Linked DNA regions of Homo sapiens: region 2 is linked to region 1. Evidence: read pairs that join two places in POLR2A ChIA-PET (ENCODE). Cell type or tissue: GM12878. All regions are shown on one strand.

Evidence for each region. Peaks named below come from ENCODE experiments on the same cell type or tissue, not always from the same donor. Only the 100,000 strongest peaks of a DNase experiment are listed, where the experiment ranks them.
Region 2: POLR2A ChIA-PET joins it to region 1 with 9 read pairs; 8 of 35 experiments call an interaction of 5 or more read pairs at or near these places.

The regions. Positions count from the first base shown.
Region 1 is chrX:19,862,148-19,864,647 of GRCh38, forward strand. All of the region lies in intron 1 of SH3KBP1 (SH3 domain containing kinase binding protein 1), which reads right to left. Among named protein-coding and RNA genes, the nearest start is that of SH3KBP1, 24 kb to the right of the region's middle. RefSeq lists enhancers at 409-1,015, 1,260-1,559, 1,930-1,979. In GM12878, no CTCF peak of the experiment used is centred here; a DNase peak (open chromatin) is centred at 1,424; H3K4me3 peaks cover 1,263 bases; H3K27ac peaks cover 2,500 bases.
Region 2 is chrX:19,810,564-19,813,063 of GRCh38, forward strand. The region is part of intron 2 of SH3KBP1 (SH3 domain containing kinase binding protein 1); the gene reads right to left. Among named protein-coding and RNA genes, the nearest start is that of SH3KBP1, 76 kb to the right of the region's middle. RefSeq lists an enhancer at 1,570-1,619. In GM12878, no CTCF peak of the experiment used is centred here; a DNase peak (open chromatin) is centred at 1,542; H3K27ac peaks cover 2,369 bases.

The DNA of each region.
Region 1 (2,500 bases):
AAGCTCCGCTCTTGTTTGCACCTGATCTGGGAGCAATGGTTTTGCCACCCATTGAATTTGCTCGGTTTTAATTTTTCAGTCAGAATTGTGTGAGCTGAACCAATTGAGATGTCTGTGGTGTTGGCTATTGTTTCTGTTGTTAATTGTCAGTCCTCTTCTATTAGGGCATAAACAAGATAAATTTTTTCCTCGAAAATTGATATGGATAGTCTGCCGCTGCAGACCTTATCTTCAACATTGTTTTGTCCTTTCTTAAAATGAGCTATCTATTTGTAAACTGCTAATTTCTTTGGAATATTGTCCCCATAAATTTTGTGTAAAGCATCAGTTATTTCACCATTCTTCCACTCAAGCTTCACTATAAGTTTGGTGTTTGTTCTTGCTTCAATTTTAGCAGAATTCATGTTGCTCTGATAGGGGCTCTTTCCAAACTGGTGTCTTATCTTTCTTAGTGCCTCAAACTAGATACTATTCAGACATGTTACAGCCAAGTTAGTGTGAGTTTATTTTGGTGCAAAAAAAAAAAAATTTAAATCCATGAATAGTTTTTTCATAATACCCATTTTCCATGAACTTGTTGAAGTCTCCTCATATAGCTCTGTATTACTTGGCTTTGATCCTTATCCTAAAAGAGGTCAGCTCACAATTGAAGTATCCAAATGAAAAACAAGCACTCCAGGGATGGTGGATCAGCATTTGAAAGACTAATCAGAGTCCATTTGCACCAGAGTTGGTTAATTAGCATGATGAAAACAAGCAGTGGCCCTCTGCTCTAGGAATTGGGTGAAAATATTGTGCCACCATCTCCATCCTCAGAAGAACCGCACAAAAGAATCTAGAAATAACAGCAGTCTGCCCCCTTCAGAGAAGAGGCCCAGGACTGTCAGGGGCCATTGTCAACCACTAAAGGAGGACCCTGTCCCCTCCCTGGGGGTTAGCTGAATCCCGGCACTGGAATACAGTGGCATCTGCCTTGAATGTCTCTTTCCCAAAAGGGGCCCGGCCAGAGGGCTCAAGCTTTGCTGAGCTTACAAAACAGACTGCAGTGTGCTCTCTTTTTTTTTTAAAGAGACAGGGTCTTGCTCTGTTGCCCAGGCTGGAGTACAGTGACAGGATCATAGCTCACTACAGCCTTGAACTCCTGAGCTCAAGTAATCCTTCCACCTCAGCCTCCCAAGTAACAGGGACTATAGGTATGTGCCACCACGCCCAGCTAAAGCAGGGCTCTCTTCATGCCTGCTTACTAACAAGTGTCTGAATGAGTGGCCAAAACGTGTCTGAGACTTGCTTTCACTGTAACATACCTCCCAGTCATGGGACCGTGGGAAAGGATGCACAAAGCTCCCACGTACTATTTCTCAAAAGAACTTGTCAGTTCTTCAAAGTCCAAACCAGTTTAAGTTCACAACAGATTATTTGTTAGAATTCTTGAGAACACATTTAAGGCTCTGTGAGCCTGTACCAGACCGGTTTACATTCTCCAGAGCAGAGCCCTCCTGGGACGGGGTCCCCAGCTGGGCTGCTGCTCTCTCCAGAGAGAGTTGTTTGGACAGTGACACCCAACACCCCCCAACCTCCCTCGGGACACCAAGTGGCCACAATGAACCCCTGAGGCTTTTAGTGGCAAGAGTGCACTGGATGTCCAAAAAGTAAGCAAATAAATTTGTTTAGCCCAGCGTCTAAGTTGACTCAACAGTAGAATCAATCACAAAGCCTACAAACAAAAAAGCCCATGCTTTTATTTTCTTTGGGGCCAGATGTAATCAACCCCATCTTCTATTTTCTCTCTCCCAAGGGGCAGACTCGTCTATCATTTCCTGTCCTCATCCCCCTGCTTCCTCATTCCTCGCTCGCTGGCCAGCCCAGCTGCTACCAGTCATCCTAACTCCCTGCTCCCCTTCACAGCCATCCATCCCCAGGCTCTAGCAGCCCCTGGTAAGAGTCTCAGCTGGGATCATCAAAACTCCAGGACCACCCTACAGAGAAACAAGGTATCTGACAAACTTCACAGTCTAGTGGTCTAAGAGAAACCCTCTCAACTTCCTGAAACTCTGCAAATATAGAAGCCATCTTCCACGTAGGCTGCCACCAAAATGATTGCCCCTTTGGCCCTACCCGACATGGAGATTTAGGAAAACAAAGTCCCTGGTGTGGATTGGCAGAACAACACCCCCCCACCCCCTGCAAAGATTTCCACATCCCAATCCCAAGCAAAAGGGAATGAAAGTTGCAGATGGAATTAAGGTTGCTCATCAGCTGGCCTTACAAAAGGAAGAGTCGCCTGGATTATCCAGGTGGACCCAATGTACCCACAAGGGTTCTTAAAAAGAGAGCGGGGGCACAGGAGAGAAGATCAAGTGACACAACCTGAAAAGGACCTGGGTCACTGTTGGTGGCTTTGAAGATGGAGGAAGGGGTCATGAGCCAAGGAATACGGGCTGCCTCTAGAAGATGGGAAATGGAAGGGAACGGGATTTTCCTTAGAGTTTCCAAAAAGGAA
Region 2 (2,500 bases), 52 kb before region 1:
ACAAGGGCTGTTTACAAATCAGCTACATCTCTGCATTGCAACATGCCCTAAATTAGATCTCACATCCAGCTTGAGGGCTAGGGACTGTGTTCAGCTTCAAGCTGGCAGCGCCCTAGACTTGATTGTCACCTTAAAATATCTGTTAATGGAACCCATTCAAATTCAAGTTTTAAAATAAAAGGATGAGTTAAATTGAATTAAAAAAAATCAGAGGCTAAAAAAGGAGTGAGGTATATGGATTTTTAACCACCACTGACAGCAGAAGCTCACACTATAATTGCATGGATTATATGCACCAAAGAGATCAGCTGTCATGTGACATTTTAAGCCAAATAACAGAGCAGTCCTTGGAAAAATGTCAATAAGCACAAAGAAGTGATTTCTCAACATCTGAAACCACACTAACCTCCATATTCAAGCGTTTCAGCATTAGTATTACGTGCCACCAGAGCCCAATGTCATAATCACTCATTTAACACAGAGTAGCTGAAACTACTTTCATAGGGCAGATGTATTTTTTTAATAAGCAGATTGGCAATTATTCCAGTTTCAAGACCGGGGGAGAAAAAAACTTGTGCGCACACTCACGATTTTGCAGCTTACAGAAATAAGGATTGAATTGTGGAAGCAAGAAAAAAACAAAAAAAGATTGAATCATGAATATAAGCCAGGCTGTTAAACAGCAATTACAGAACGACAGCTACCATCCTGATTCCTTTCATATCTGTGCCCATGAGGGTCCCGATATTACAATATGACTACAGGCTTAGCAGTTAGAACTTGATAGCGTTTATGGTTTTAAACAGCTGTAATGTATCTTTTACCAATAATCTGTCAGCCTATTGATTTTGGATGTTGTCTCTTAGATAAAATCTTATCTGGTCAGAAAGCAAATCCCACTGGACCGAAGCCTTCGGCAGCAGGCATCACACTCTTGACAAGGTACTCTCCAAACATGTCCAGCTTTGCTAAGAATATGTTCACATGTTAATACTTCATCAATTCCAATTATGTTGTAGTATAATCACAACTAAAATGTACATCTAATAAATATTTTAAACATGGTTTTAATGTTAATTTACTTTTTCTTCCATGATACGCAAAAACAGTCCCTCTTTGGTTTTGACTTGGCCCCCACTGCGCCGATACTACCTACCTGCACTAGCTATCTCAGACCTTGACCATGGCTTCGTTTGACAGCCAGGAAAAGTACAACCCCAAGAGCTTCAGCATGGCCACCAGTGGCACAGCTGGTTCACAGCACAGCCACAACTGGAACTGGAACCAACTTCACAACCTTTACTGGCAACCAGTGAGTTGTGGCCTCCCTAGAAGAAAACTTCAGTGTAAAGAGGACATAGTCACCAGGGCCTCCCCCACACCTCCTGGGAACTGAGCATGGCTCTTAGGAAAGCATTGGCACAGTTCCTCCCGCTCTGGGTCTCCATCTGGGACCACCTGCCTCTAGAAACCCAGGGCAGGATGTGGTTTGACTCGGACAACTTCTCAGCTTACAAACTCAGGCAAGCCCACTTTGTTTTTCACCCTGACTCCCAGACACATGATATCATCTCTTTGTTAGTCTTCATGAGAAAATCCTGGTGGTCCCAGAGGAAGTATGACAATAATGAAAAGCTCTCCTTCATGACGAGCAAAATAGACAGCTAAGAGCAAAAACGGGCTGACTTCATACACCTCATTCCACAAATAACTGTGTGTTTGTGTGACTTTTGTGCTAGTACATGTTGTGACTACACATTAAAGAGACTTTCACATCTTCACCTTCACTCTCCCTGAACTCTCCTCAAGAATTTATCTCATCTCCCTCAGTGGCATAAAGATGATGAAATTTACCCCTTAGCCTGCGAGTGGGGCAATATACTATTTCATATCCCTTTGTGAGTTAAGAAGCTAAAGTGAAACAAAATGTCTTCTGGGTAGCCCTAAAGATGTACTGCCCATATGTTCCTTCAAGAAAGAACTTGGCCAGCATAGTGGCTCACACCTGTAATCCCAGCACATTGGGAGGCTGAGGCAGGAGGATTGCTTGAGCCCAGGAGTTTGAGACCAGCCTGGGCAACATAGTGAGACCCCGTCTCTACAAAAAAAAAAAAAAAAAAAATAGCTGGGGCTGGGCATGGTGGCTCATACCTGTAATCCCAGCACATTGGGAAGACAAGGTGGGCGGATCACCTGAGCTCAGGAATTCAAGACCAGCTTGGGCAACATGGTGAAACCTTGTCTCTACAAACAATACAAAAATTAGCCAGGTGTGTTAGTGCACGCCTGTAGTCCCAGATACTCAGGAGGCTGAGGAAGGAGAATCGCTTGAGCCCGGGAGGCGGAGGTTGCTGTGAGCCAAAATCGCACCACTGCACTCCAGCCTGGGTGAAAGAGAGAGACTCTGTCTCAAAAGACAACAACAAAAAATTAGCTAGATGTGGTGGTACGCGCCTGTAGTCCCAACTACTCAGGAGGCTGAGGTGGGAGGATCACTTGA